Linked DNA regions of Homo sapiens: region 1 is linked to region 2. A link is an interaction called in ENCODE POLR2A ChIA-PET data of the cell type or tissue named here. Cell type or tissue: GM12878. All regions are shown on one strand. Each heading gives the region's core, and the rest is flanking DNA. Links, peaks and the distances in the headings are about the cores only.

What was found. Peaks named below come from ENCODE experiments on the same cell type or tissue, not always from the same donor. Only the 100,000 strongest peaks of a DNase experiment are listed, where the experiment ranks them.
Region 1: POLR2A ChIA-PET joins it to region 2 with 6 read pairs; 3 of 35 experiments call an interaction of 5 or more read pairs at or near these places.

Annotation. Positions count from the first base shown.
Region 1 is chr13:77,446,851-77,454,324 of GRCh38, reverse strand. LOC124903186 (a long non-coding RNA gene) reads right to left here. Exons shown (of 4, transcript XR_007063828.1): 2 at 1,759-1,910. Among named protein-coding and RNA genes, the nearest start is that of SCEL, 85 kb to the left of the region's middle. RefSeq lists an enhancer at 5,269-5,648. In GM12878, for the core only: no CTCF peak of the experiment used is centred there; no DNase peak of the experiment used is centred there.
Region 2 is chr13:77,304,287-77,311,719 of GRCh38, reverse strand. The region is part of intron 1 of MYCBP2 (MYC binding protein 2); the gene reads left to right. Among named protein-coding and RNA genes, the nearest start is that of MYCBP2, 19 kb to the left of the region's middle. In GM12878, for the core only: no CTCF peak of the experiment used is centred there; no DNase peak of the experiment used is centred there; H3K27ac peaks cover 202 bases.

The DNA.
Region 1 (7,474 bases), core at 1,444-6,443, 140 kb before region 2:
CTCCAGGTTGTCTGACACTTTCTTTTTATGTAAGCTCTAACTCCACTGTATACTCCATTTCTCTACTCCATTATTTGGAATCATATTACTCACTGTTCAGTACTCAGTTTAGTGATTTTTGCTCTTCAAAGAACTTCCTGAATTCCCATAAATGGATCTAACCATTTCCTTCTTTGCTTCCCTGCTAGATCCTCTACAGTGATTTTTCCCGGTACCTCTAGCTTTATTGTTAGGGGTCTTCCTCCTAATTGTTTATGTCATGTTCATCTTTGATCTGTCCTCCTAAGGCTGTGATCGACTCTTCTAATATTATGATTGATTTCTTTTCTTAGAATCTTTTTTTTAAATCTCATTAGATCCACTAGAAGAAGACCATTTCCTAGAATAGAACTTTCTCCCTGCATGGACTGGACTGATGTTAATAATTCTATTCTCCAAATTCACCTAACTGAAAAGTTATGAAAGTAGCCCCCTCTCAGGAAAAAAACCCAACAACAGCATATCCTTTGTTAAGACAGTGCCTTGTTGCTATTAGATTGAATTCAAAACCACATCAATGGAAATAATAATTTAATCAACAAAAGGGATCCTGAATTCCAGCAAAGAAGAGTTTGTAGAATTCCCTCAGAATTTGTGAAATAGGCAACAAAATATTTGGTATTCACTAGAAAGACAAAAGAACCTGTTGATGTTTACTAAACTTATTCCTAGGACAAATTTCCTAGCCCATCTGAGCATAGCAGGGTGTAGTAGAAAAAAAAAAGGCTCCAGAGTAAAGCAAATCTGGTTTTGAATCCCAGGTCTGATCCCTAGTGGTGTGACCTCCAAGATGTTCCTTACTCTCTTGTCTCTGCTTTCTCTATAAAATGTGAATAATGGTACTTAATATGTGCCATTGTTATAAGTATTTTAAAGTGTATATTTAAAGCACCCAGCAAGTTGTCTGCATTGAATGAATAGAAACAATGAATATTTTTATTTCTGTAATCATCATCATTATTATTTATAGTACACATCTAGCTAAGTGATAAGTTCCTTGGAAACAAGTTAGGGTATGTTAAGGCTGATTTTGGAGATGTCCCTGGCAATATATTGCATTGTGCCCAAATTCAAGTCTCCAAAGTTTTATTCATTACAGCTATTCCTGGGGAATAAGTAAACCTGTGAGAAGGGAATTTCAGACCAAAAAAAAAAAAAAAAAAAAACAGATTCTGTAGGACTACCTCTTAACAACAGAAATTTGCTGGGCACTGGTGCTAATTGTTTTTTATGCATTATCTAACTTAATCTTTATAACTTTATAATCTTTAAGATAGGGGATATTGCAAATGAAGAAAACAAAGCCTTTCGGAGGTTAAACAACTTGCCCAAACTCTTACAGTAAAATGCAAAGCTTGGATTCAAAGTCTCATCTCTGAAACCCTCGCCCATTAATTTCCACTCAGTCCTGTTGTCCAGATGATCCAAACCCCCTGTGTTTCAGTCATCCTGGCAGCTCACCTGGCCAATTCAATGTTTGCACCTGCTTAACCACGAAGCCAACATGACCCAGAAAATAAAGTGCCATGACATTAGGAAATCATATCTTTTAAAGGTGCTACAAATGAAAATGTCTAATAAGGCAGGGAGCAACCAATATTGGTGGGCATTTGCAGTTCTGAGTTAGGACTCACTTTTCTTCCTAACACTTTGCTGTTTTTCACTAACACTCACAAGGGTTGGCCTCTTGGAGTTTCCCATGCTCCCACCCATGTTTACCAATGGAGAGAGCAGAGCTGGCTTCTGTCTGCAGACCTCACCCACACAACAGTCAGTCATCCTCAGAGCCAGCAAAGGGACAGGTTCTCTACTTTGTCATCAGAATTCTTTCCATTTTGTTGCTCCAGGTTAATGAGTGAGAAACTTCAGGCCTAGAGGGAACAACAACAGATATTGAGATTCATTGCAGAGATCATATTTTTAAATGCATTTGAGGACAAGAAGCCAATGTTCTAATGTGAGGATTTGTGAACTAAATTGAAACATTCTCTTTCACTAAAAATGACTAAAATTTTTTTGAAAGTGGTTTTGTGGTCCTTATTAAAAATAAATAAAAATATCACTCTATCACTCCTAAAAGGCATGCTGTAGCAGAGCTATGATCGAGGCAAGAGGTTTCTAATTAGGCTTTTGTTTTAAGAAAGGTACGCTGATTTAACTCCTAAATTTTTGGAGTGTGTGTGTGTCTAAGTGACATGTAATGGAGTTTTAAGATTTAAGTTTAATAAACTCTTCCTGGGAAATTATTATGATGATAATCATTTGCAATTAGTCAAAGCTATTCAGAGAGTCACTAAGTCCAACAGAATTCCTTCATCTCTTGATATGAATCAGGTTGCCCCTAAATTCCCACTTAGCACAGAAAAGCAACATATGTATGTATGCCTATGTGTGTGTTTGTATGTATATGTGTATATGTTTTGTTTGTATGTGTGTGTATATGTGTTTGTGTGTGTTCACATGTATACATTCCTGCAAGTATCTGAAAGAGAAAGGCAATTCACATTTTTTAGACTTTGGGTTTAGCTAATTTTTTTTCTTTTTTTTTTTAAGAAGGAGTCTTGCTCTTGTCAACCAGGATGGAGTGCAATGGTACGATTTCCACTCACTGCAACCTCCGCCTCCTGGTTTTTCTAGTGACACACCTTACACAAACTGAGAAGTATGAGACAAGAAAGCAGTAGACAAATTTATAGAATGTTCCAAAAACTAAAATGTACAGGTTCAGGGCTCAATTTTTTTTTTTTGGTTTCCAAAATTTAAAAAGATCCTATAAAATTTATTTATAGCTTACCATATAAAGAAGAAAGGAACTAATCTATCTAACATACTCTCCTTGAAAAATAAAGACTGACATGGATGTTGAATATGGTATAAATCAATAGAATGCAAACATTTTATTTTTATATCTTTTTAAGCTGGGCAGAACTGGTACTGTCTTGATTAAGAAAGACAAGAGGACATTTGCCGTCACCCTACAAAAAAAAAAAAATCAAAGAGAAGATGAGGTAAACCAGATTACCATATACAGTTGTATATTTGCACACTGCTTAAACATGCCTGACCAAAAGATCAAATGAGGTTGGAAATGTAAGTTCTAGTTGCCTAGCTGGACTCTATGGGTCTCTAATGTGGATAAGCCAAATCAGAGAGAGTATACCTGACCAGTGTATGTCTTCTCCTAATTTATCCACCCAGGGAGAGCACTTTTTCTAAGGCCCTGTAGAGGCTGGCTGTGGCCTGATGAAAAGATCACATTCTTCATGACATGCATTTTCTTGTTTAAATGTAAAATTTCTTAGGCTTAATTTCTTTCTTTTTTTTTTTTTTTTTTTGAGACAGAGTCTCGCTCTGTCGCCCAGGCTGGAGTGCAGTGGCGCGATCTCGGCTCACTGCAAGCTCCGCCTCCCGGGTTCACGCCATTCTCCTGCCTCAGCCACCGGAGTAGCTGGGACTACAGGCGCCCGCCACCACGCCCAGCTAATTTTTTTTGTATTTTTAGTAAAGACGGGGTTTCACCGTGTTAGCCAGGATGGTCTCGATTTCCTGACCTCGTGATCCACCCGCCTCGGCCTCCCAGTCTTAGGCTTAATGTCTTACATGATTCATTCATTCAGCAATTATTTATTGAGTCCTTTGGCTATGCCAAACACTGATGCAATCAGAAACAAAACATAGTGCCTGACCACAGAGATTTTAGTCTAAGGACCAGGGAGCTTGTCACCAGATGCAATTATCTTTCACTCTTCATGGGGCTCTGTTCCTAAAATTATTGGGACTATCAAAATTACTGGGACTATCAAAACTAAAGCTGGCAAAATTAAGATCTGGTAGAAAATAAGAGGTTTGGAGAGATCTCATTTCCACAACAGAGCAGATTCTCCCATGTTAAAAACCTGCTCCAACAGTGAACGTTTCTCTTGATGAATTTTATTTAATTATTTAGAAAACGTTGTCGCATCGCTGGCATCTGGGAAATTATAGAATTTCCTACCAATTCCATAATTTGTGGACTCTAGAATTAGTTTCCCTAAGTCTAACACAAACTCTACCTTTTATTAATATATGACCTAAGGCAGGTTCTGTGCCTCAGTTTCTCATCTGTTAGATATGGATTATAATAATGTAATGCTTTTACCATATGAAATTCTTATGATTAAATGAAATAAATCACAAAAAGTGACATACATGAATACACATTCTCTATTTTCTTCATTTTTTTTAAGTTGCAAATCTCATGTTGCTGGTAAGTTTGAATGTAATGGCTTTGGGTTGTTTGGGGTTTGTCATTGTTTTGTTTTTGCACTTAGACTGTCCCTTGGTTTATTTTCACATTGTCAAAGTTCTCAAAAAATTTGTCTTTGCTTCTTGAGTTTCTCACAGCCTCTCAGGTATCCTTAAGTTGAGGGCTGATTTTCTGAATCTGAAAAGTACAGAGTAATATTTTACAAATATTGGTTCTGAAGTCAGACAGTCCTGAGCTTAAACTTGCCTCTGCTGCTCCTCAATTCTAATGCCTCTGACATCAGAGTCAGTCTTACAATGTGCACATATAAGGTCATGTTTCCTTCTCTCCCTGTAAAGCTGTTGTTAAACCTATAATGTTTTGGTTGTTGCTTTGAATTTTTGGTGGGTTTTTGCCTTGTTTTGTTTTATTCTGACGATCTTCATATCTAGGAAACAAATTATTTCTGTTTAAATAAACAATTTAAACTCTGTAAGTCACTGTTTCTTCATTTACAAACCTATGCTACACATAAACTTATTTCTTAAAGTTGATATAAAGAATAAGTGAAATAATGCATATACAATGCTTGGCATAGTGCCAGGCGTGTAGTAAATGATTTATACATGTTAGTCATTAATAATTTGTATCTGCATTTTGCATTTAGATATTGAAATATGGTTAGATCCCCTTTCTCTACAGTAAACCATAAACTGGGCCCCATAAGGGTCTCTGGTTGGAGGAGTCATTATCATTACTCTTTTTAAAGGGAAATGCATTAGAATATTACAGATCTTAAATGTTGGGTGTTATAAGTGGGGGATGGCTATAGTATGGTGTCTATTTTGACAGGCTGAGTGTAGAGACCAAAGAAAATTCACAGATTAGCCCTCTGGAAATTATCTGTGGAAAGCATCCTTGGGGATGTCCCTTAGTCTATTTGTGTTGCTATAAAGGAATACAGAAGGCTGGTAATTTGTAAAGAAAATAGGTTTAGATGGCTCCCCATTCTGCTGGCTAGAAGAGTGGGCATCTGGTGAAAGCCTCAGGCTGTGTCCTCTCGTGGCAGGAGGTGAAGGGGAGCTGGTGTGTGCAGAGATCACATGGTGAAAGAGGAAGCAAGAGAGCGAGTGGGGAAGGGCCAGGCTCTTAACGATCAGCTCCCACTGGAACTAACAGAACAAGAACTCACTCATTATCATAAGAACGTCACCAAGTCAAGAGGGATCCATCCCCATGACCAAAACACATTAGGCCCCACCTCCAACATCAGGGATCAAATTTCAACATGAGGTTTGGTGGTACAAACATCCAAACTCTAGCAGGAAGTGACCACTAGACTGAAACCTGGAGGACAGGCAGGAGCTAGCCAGGTAAGCAAAGAGGAAGGAAATCTACAAGCAAGGGAACAAGATGCACCAAGTCCCCAAGGTGAGAAAGAGCTTGGTGTGTTAGAGAGACCAATCAGTGTGATTAAATTATGATTTGCCATATTTAGAGAGTATTGCATATTTGACCATAAGTAATGAAAGAACATCTTTCAAGCTTAGGGGAATTGTTCCTAAAACACAGGCTTTAGATTCTTAAATAACTCAGAAATCAATTTAAACCCTTTCTTTTTTGAGATAAGAAAACCAAAGCCCAGAAATGAATGAAAGGGAAGAGAGGAGATAGAGAGATGGTAGCTAACATAATGGGCATCTATTATGGTCAGGCAAGTGACATCATACACTGTTGAGGCTCAGAAAATGATATCCCAAAGTGAAGGCCTCAGAAGCAGCTCACTCTGATTTTCTCCTACTGTTCTGTTTCTGGCCCCTCATTCTTCCCTGAGGCAAGCCATAGAAGCTAGAATCCCTCTTCCCCAAGACAGATCATAGAAATCAGAACCTGTTTCCCCCAAACAGTCATGAAACCTAAAAATCTAACTCTACCTTTCCCTTTACCTTTCTGTGTAAAAATTGGTTATAAAAGAATTATCTGACCTACCTGGTTTGATTGTAGGTCATAAAACTTCCACTCCAGAGAGTGTCCTGCCTCATATCCGGAGGGAAGGAATGCTGCACAGGGATGCCAAGAAGAATCTGAACAGACAGGTCTTCCTGAGTTTCCCCACTCAGTCCATTAACAGGGGAACATATCCTTTTTGTCCAATCCTATTTCTATTTGGCTATCCATAATATGTTGAACCTAAGCAGAAAAATGGACAGTTTCCCCTGTATCTCTGGGTCTTCATTCTGAAGGCTCCTGTATCATATCCAAACTCTGATCAAATAAATTTGTATGCTTTTTCTCCTATTAATCTATCTTTTGTCAGTGATTTGCAATGAACCTTCAGAGGGTAAAAGGGAAGTTTTCCCTTTGCCCCTACAACATACCTAATAGAAGAGGAGATTGAAATAGACATGTTCAATAACTCACTCAAAGCCATAGCTTTAGTAAGGGTAGAGCGAGAATTCAAATCCAGATTTGCAGTTCTCAGAGTCTAAGATTGTTTTTGTTAGACCCCTGTGGAACTTGCCTGAGTTCATCCACATGTGAACTTATCTCCACAATGGTGTTGAAATTGTTCGTATGTTCATTTCTGTACTCGTCTGTGAGCTTCTTGGCAGTCTTTTTCTATTTGCAAGCACAGCTCCTGGAAGATGGATAAATTCAACGAGATAGTGGATGGATGGATGGAAGGATGGATGGATGAACAGACGGACAGACGGACGGGTGGACGGACGGACGGATGGATGGATGGATGGATGGATGGATGGATAGATGAATGGATGGATGGATATTTGAGACAATAGTTGAATGGATTTTTCTGAAGTTCTATTCAATTACCTTTCAAAGGTATTGTGATACTCTTAAGTGTATTTTTAAATCAGTTAGTCACCTGCATTTCAAAAATTAATGAGAAATCTTCCATAATTTTAAAAACAAAAAATATAAAACTGAATGGTTCTAAATCCAGGAGTAGAAGTCCTTTCTACATAGTGAGTTCCTTGCAGACACAGCATGTGGCCAATTTGTTCTTTTGTCCCTTATATCTGGCCTCTGAGCATATTTGTCTGCATATAACGAAAGTCTAATCAATCAACAGTTCTGATTAGAGTCATTTATGACTGGCCCTTTAAATGATAGAAATTAAATCCACTTCTGAAAATAATATTTTTCTAGTGGACACATAATTCTAGCCTCATCCTAAGAGGGGGCTAGAGC
Region 2 (7,433 bases), core at 1-5,000:
AGGTTATTTTTATTGATACACGTTCAGGTTCACAGACTCTTTTCTCCCATCTCCATTTTCTTATTGAGTCCAACCAGTGAACTTTTTATGTATTGTTTATTTCACTTTTAACATTTACATTTGGTTCTTTAAAAAAAAAACAAAAAAAAAAAAACAAAAAAAAACTTCTCTTTCCCTGCCGAGAACCTCTTTCCATTCCATTCAGTTGTCCTTGTCTTTCCTCAATGTAGCATATTTATAGTGGTTGCCTTCCAGTCATTGTTGGATAATTACAACATGTGCATCGTCTTAGGGTTGGCATCTTTTGATTGTCTCTTCCCTTGAAGTTGTTCACATTTTTCTTGTGTTTTGCATTGTGAGAATTTGGGATTGTATCTTGGACATGGTTAATGTTATGTTTTGTAAACTCTAGGGTTTATTATAATTCTCTGGAGGATGTTGTGTTTTTTGTTGTTTAGGGGATCCCTTTCTGTGTCTTACTCTTTTTCAGGACTTCTTACCCATTTTCCATCATATCAGTTTCTTTTCTCAGTTCCTCTGGCCAGAAAGAGTTTTAACTTGGAATTTTAACTTTTGGGTTGTAGCCCTGTAATGCAGTGATCTCTTCCTGGCCTTCAGGCAAAGCTGTTAGTGAAAGGAGAAAAACAACCAAACTGGGAAATTTACTCTTCTGTGAATCACTTTTCCAAGTTTTGACTCCCCTCCAGAATTTGCTTTTATTTGTTTTTCAGAGTCCTGAAGTACTTTTTTTGTCTTTTTAAAAATTTTGCCCAAAGTAGTTGTAAACAGTGGGGAAAATAGGCTGTTTTGGGGTTTATGCCAATGTACTGGAACCAGAACTCTCTTATCTGGCTTTAAAAAAAGATTTTCCCTTTTATTGATTTTTAGCAGCTTGACTGTATTGTACCTAAATATGGTGTGTGTGTGTGTGTGCATGCGCACGCACACACGTCTGTGTCTCTGTGTGTGTGTATCCTGCTTGGTATCCTTTCAGTTTGTTAGATCTGTGTGATGTCAATTTTTATTTAACTTGCAAATTTTGGCCTTTATTTCCTCAAATATTATTTCAGACTCAATTTCTTATTTCCTTCTGGGAATCCAATTATATATATATGATACTGTTTGATATCATATGTGTCTATAATCATATATATGACATATTTATATGACCAGATAGTAAATAACTTAGACTTTATGGGCCATAGAGTCTCTGTTGCAACCATGCAGCTCTGTTCTTTAGTTTGAAAGCAACCACAGACAATATATATAAATGGATAAGCATGGCTGTGTTCCAATATAACTTTATTTACAAAGATAGACAGGAAGCTGTTTTTGGCATGTAGACTATAGTTTGCTGACCCCTGAGTAGGTGGTAATCGTTGCTGGAGCTACATTGTGAATTCAGGGAATCAAAGAAGTGCAAAACAGAAATGTTGGAAATAACTACAATGTAGGTAGCGGGGTGCATAAAAATGAGGAGGTAGGAGATATGGCTAGAAAGATATGTTAGGACTAGGTTATTATGTTCCCTGTATTGCTTTATTTGAAAATAGTATGGAACAATCATAGGGTATTTTTTGTTTGTTTTCTTTTTTTTGTCTGTTTTTCTGAGACGGAGTCTCACTCCGTTGCCAGGCTGGAGTGCAGTGGGGCGATCTTGGCTTACTGCAACCTCCGCCTCCTGAGTTCAAGAGATTCTTCTGCCTCAGCCTTCTACATAGCAGGGACTACAGGCACCCACCACCACGCCCAGCTAATTTTTGTATTTTTAGTAGAGATGGGATTTCACCATCTTGGCCAGGATGGTCTTCATCTCTTGACCTCGTGATTTGCCCGCCTCGACCTCCCAAAGTACTGAGATTACAGGCGTGAGCCACTGCGCCCAGCCAATCATAGGTTTTTAAGCAATGTAATGGTAGAGTTAAACTTTCAATTTATAAAGATAATCTCTAGTAGTGTTATAGAGGATGAATGAAAAGGAGCAGATCTGCAAAGCAGGGCTACCTTTAAAGAGACAGTTGCAGTAACTCTGACAAGTGAAAATACTGAGAAAAGATAATGGGAATAGATGGAATAAAGTGGATTTAATGATATATTTAGCAGGTGACTAGATCTCAAGTGCAAATATAATAATGATTTTCATCTAGATAGAAAGGGAGGAAGAGCTAGTTTCTCAAGAGTCCATTCTTGGGATTCTTCTCTCTGAATTTTCTTCTTTGGTTGTCTCAGGCTTATGATTTCAGATATGCATTTGACTTCCTGGTCTGTGGTTTTTAGGTAAAACCTCTTTTCTTAAGTTCTAGCCTGTATTTTGAAAAGTCTACTGCTAGGATTCTCTCAGTCCTGTTCAGATACATTATGTTCAGTATATTCAAAGTCTCCTCGTGAACATACTGTCACTCACAAACTGCCTCTTTTCCCTTAGGCCAGTGAAACCGAAGTCTGAGATAGGTTCTTGAGGTTGGCAATAAGAAATTATAATGAGCCAACACCCACTCACTTCACCTCCTTTTTTCAGGAGGCAGGGAAAAGTGGGAAAGTGAGGCTGGACATGGGAGTATTTAGAAATAGTGTTTAATAATGTTTAAAGGGCAAGAAGGAAGGCAGTAGCTTAAGGAAGGAGACAAATAATTAATCTTTTGGATTAGATAACCTGTAGGAGATGTTCTTAGTGTCCTAGCCATATCCCTTTGGCATCCATTTGCATACTGTCTTCTGCAAACATCTATGACTATCTGCCTGAAAAGAAACACACTTGGCCTGTGTGCAGGGCAACTCACATGCGCCAGAGAGTTAATGCCTTCAGAAAAACTTTCCACCAGTGATGGATGGGGAGTTGGTAGATAAATACCTTTGTCTCACCTGCATTTAGGATAACTGAGCCATGTTTTCTGCTGTCTACCAGAGTTCTCCACTGGTTCAGGCCCTAGTTCCCCATCAGGGTAACTGGCTTCATAATATGTCCTTTCTTGACTTCCTTCTTTTCCCTGTTTTACTTTTGTTTTCCCTACTGGTGTTTTTCCTGGGATCACCTCTCAAAATAACTACTGCACTTGAATTCTTGAATTGACGTCTGCTTCTGGGGAAACCCAAACCAAGGTAGACATTTGAATTTGGCATGGGAATAATAATAAAAATGTGTTTAGCACTTACTAAATACCAGGCATAATTCTAAGTGTGACATCATCCAGTGGGAGAGGTACTGTTTTCACCCTATTGTATGGATGAGAGAACTGAGGCACAGAGAGATTAAAGTAATACCAAGATCACAGTGCTGGTAAATGACAGAGCTTGTATTTGAACCCAAGTCATTTGTTTCTAAATTCTGTACTCTTAACCTATCTTGACATAGCAGGCTGAAGGAAAAGGGCAAGGATAGTAAAAAAGAGAGAGAGAATGGGAATAATTAATAGAGTAAGGCCCTGGGTTAGAGATCATTTCAAGGTGGGTGGAAGAAAAGCAAAGGGAGTACATTTGTAATGGTGTCTCTATTTTATTGGTTAAATAGATGGTTAGATTCTCTGCTCTGAGTTGATGGGTAGGGGAGGGATTTTGAAGTAGCTGGAAAGGTTCTAGATTTTTATGGTAGATGTACCTTGATAGAGAACTTAACTGGCTCTAGACCAGCAGTCTAATGATGTTCAGTAACTCCAATAGCTATTATTGTTTAGGGTTGTTATAGCTTATTGAACAAGGTTTGTAACTAACCAGTATAGAAGTGAATATAGAACATGAGCAGATAGCTCACATTAGAAGTGATATATGTAGTAAAGACTTAAGGGACAGGAAGAGGAAGAAAAAGGAGCCAGTAAAGAAGACTGAGAAGGAACCACCATCAGAGGTAGAAGGAACACTAAAGTAGAGGTTCTAGAAGCTGGCGGGACAGGGGGCAGGGATGTAAAGAAGTAGGCACTGTTTGGTAGTTATCGTATGTAGGAGAATGTGAAGGATAAAGACTGAAGATGGGCAGTTGAATTGGCTACTAGAAAGTTTGTGGTATTGAGAAGTCTCATAGACTTGCATGAGTTTGATAGTAAGGTGTTAAAAAACTTCAATACAATGAAGTTTTTTTTTTTTTTTTTTTTTTTTTTTTTGAGACAGGGTCTCACTTTGTCATCCAGGCTGGGGTGCAGTGGCATGACCATAGCTCAGTGCAGCCTCTAACTCCTGGACCAAAGCGATCTTCCCACCTCAGCCATCTGAGTAGCTGGGACTACAGGCACATGCCACCGTGCCTGGCTAATTTTTTTTTTTTTAATAGAGACGGGGTCTTGCTATGTTGCCCAGGCCAGGACCATTTTTTTCTTCAAGAAATTTAGTGATGAAGAGGGATAGAGGATTACTTAAACTTTTTTCCCCTTTTGAATTGGAGAATGACAGTAGGCCTCTAAGGTTAGAAACCACAGAAAAAAAGCATAAAGGGTAAACAAAGAGAGGGATGTATGGTTGAGCAAAATCTCAAGGATGGTGAATGAAATGGGATCTGGTGTATGAGAGGAAGTGCATACTTGGATAGAGTAAGAGCTGTCTCTTTTGGGATGGGGGAAGGAGGAAGTTTCAGATTTGAAAAGGTCTCAGGGACATATTTTTAGCCTTTTTATGTTTCTGTGAAGAATTCCAGATTCTTTTTCTGATCTGTTTTCTAGATCTTAAATTTTCTATTCAGCTGTGTCCTGTACACTTAAATCCACCTATGGAGTCTGTAGTGTCAGTTATTTTTCATGTCTAGTTTGATTTTTTTTCAAATGTGCTTGGTTGTTCCCCATTCCCTGCAGATATTTTAATGATAGTCTTTTATTTCTTTAAATTTGATACACATGTTCTTGTTGCAATCTTTCCGAAAATCCCACCATCTGAAGTCTATATAGGTGTCTTTCTGTTGCCTAGTTCTGCTGTTCTCACTCAGAGTGCCTTGTATCTCTGTGTTCTTAGTTATTTGCTTGCTCTCATTCCTCTTGTTGTTCTCTGAGGCCTGGGATGAATAGATTGTATTCATGATATCATTAGAAAGTGTTACAGTTTTACAATTGCTTCAAGGCTTGAGTTTCCCTGGCCTACCTAGCCTATGTTTACTTAAGAGTACAAATATGCATGAGGCAGGGTCTATAGCCAAAGCTTTTCAGAGAGTTCTCTTCCCCTCACTTATGCTCCCTTCCATATTCCCCTACCCTCTTTTCTTTTTCCTTCTGCTGCTCTGCCCATTGCCAAGGTAGCTTTATTTATAGTCCTCCCCCCATGTGAAGACTTCCAAATAAGATCAAGAGACTGAAGCTATATATAAGAAATCTGTTTTCATCTCTCCCCTAAATCAAGTTGAACTGTTAAAATCTCTTTCTTATTACTAATTAGCCGGCTAGGTTAAGTAAATAAAAGTTTTCTACTTAGTAATGAGATAACTATTCCTCCCTAATTTATTCATTGATGCTTGAACATGATAGGAGTATCATTACATTAATTACACAGAATGAATCTGGCTTCTATGGAAAAGCTTCAGTTTACATAAGGTGCTTCATAGATTGATTTTTAAAAGTTGGTCTTGTATCCAGTGACCTTGATAATTCCCTTGTTAATTCTTTATTTGTGGATTATTTTGTATTTTCTATAAATATAATTATCTACAAATAAAAAATGCTTTACTTTTAATTTTTAACCATTATGACTTTTATTTCATTTGCATCACTTACTGACCTTCAATATTGTGTTAACAGAAGTGGTGATAGTACAAATCCTTGCATTTTCCTCCTATGCCTAAGTGGAAATACTTAATTTTTCAACATTCAGTATAGTTGAATACACTGTTAAAAGTAGGTTTTTTATAGATAATCTGTATTAGATTAAGTAAAATCTGTTCCTGGTTCACCAAGGAGTTTCATCACTAGTGGTTGTTGAGTTTTAAAAATACTTTTTCTGTTTCTATTGAAGTGATCATATGTTTTGTTTCTTTTGTTCTGTTATTATATTGAATTATGTTGATTATGTATTTATTCTTTCCACATGTTGTTAGACAAAATTATTTGTAGGTAAATGGCTCTCTCTTTTTTTAAAAATAAAAGGGGTAATACACATACCATAAATTCACCCTTTTATACAACTTATTGGTTTCCAGTATATTCACAAAGTCATACAACTAAACATTTTTGTCTCTCCATAAATCCCAAAGCTATTAGCAGTCAGTTTCTATTCTCCTTTCTATCAGTTTTTGGCAACTACTACTTCCTGTTTTTATGAATTTGCCTACCTAGACATTACATATAAATGGAATTATACAATTTATGACCTTTTGTTGCCATTGTTTCTTTCACTTAGCATAATGTTTTCAAGGTTCATCCATGTTGTAGCATGAGTCAGTACTTCATTCTTTTTTTATGGGTAAACAACATTCTCTTATATGGAAGTGCTACACTTTATACATTCATTAGTTGGTGAGCATTTGGGTTGTTGCTATTTTTTGGCTGTGCAGTATTTTTGCTTCTATGTTCATAGGAGATATTGGTCTGAAATTTTTGTATTTTGAAATGTTCTCTTCAAATTTTGATATCAGAGTTATGCTTGTCTTATGAGTTGGGAAATGTTTCTTCTTTTTATATTGTCTAAAAGAGTCTAACATTGATAATGTTTGAAAGAACTACCAGTGAATTTTTAAAGTATTTGGAAGAATTCACCAACAAAGCCATCCGAGTCTAGAGTTTTCTTTGTGGATAGATTTTGATTAGGGATCCAGTTTTTTTTCAATATATAGAAGACTATTCAGATATTACATTTTTTTTCCCTTGTTTAATGTTGAGAAGTTACATTTTTTCAAGGAATTTATCCATTTTATTTGTCAAATTTATGGGCAGCATCTGTAGTGATGTCTCCTTTCTTATTTCTCATATTGGTAATTTGTGCTTTTACTTTTTTCCTGACCATTTTTGCTCTAGGTTTATTATATTTATTTCATTTTATTTTAAAATATTTGCTATATATTTAATTCACAAATAATTGTACTTATACATGGGGTATAATATGATATTTTGATACATGTTTACAATGTGTAATGATCAAATCAGGATAATTAGCATATTTATCACCTCCGACATTTATCATTTTATCATTTCTTTGTCATGAGACCATTCAAAATCCTCTCTTCTAGCTGTTTGAAGTTGTATAATACATTGTTGTTTATGATAGTCACCCTGTGGTGCTATATAACACTCAAACTTACTCCTACTTTCTAGCTCTGATTTTGCATCCATTAGCCAACCCCTGGCTACTCTTCAACAACTCTTCTACTTTCTACTTTTATGAGATCAACTTTTTTAGCTTCCACATATGAGTAAAAACATGCCATATTCATCTTTCTTTGCCTGGCTTCTTTAACTTAAGATAATGTCCTCCAGGCTCATCCACGGTGCTGCAAATGACAGAATTTTACTCTTTTTTAATCACTAAAT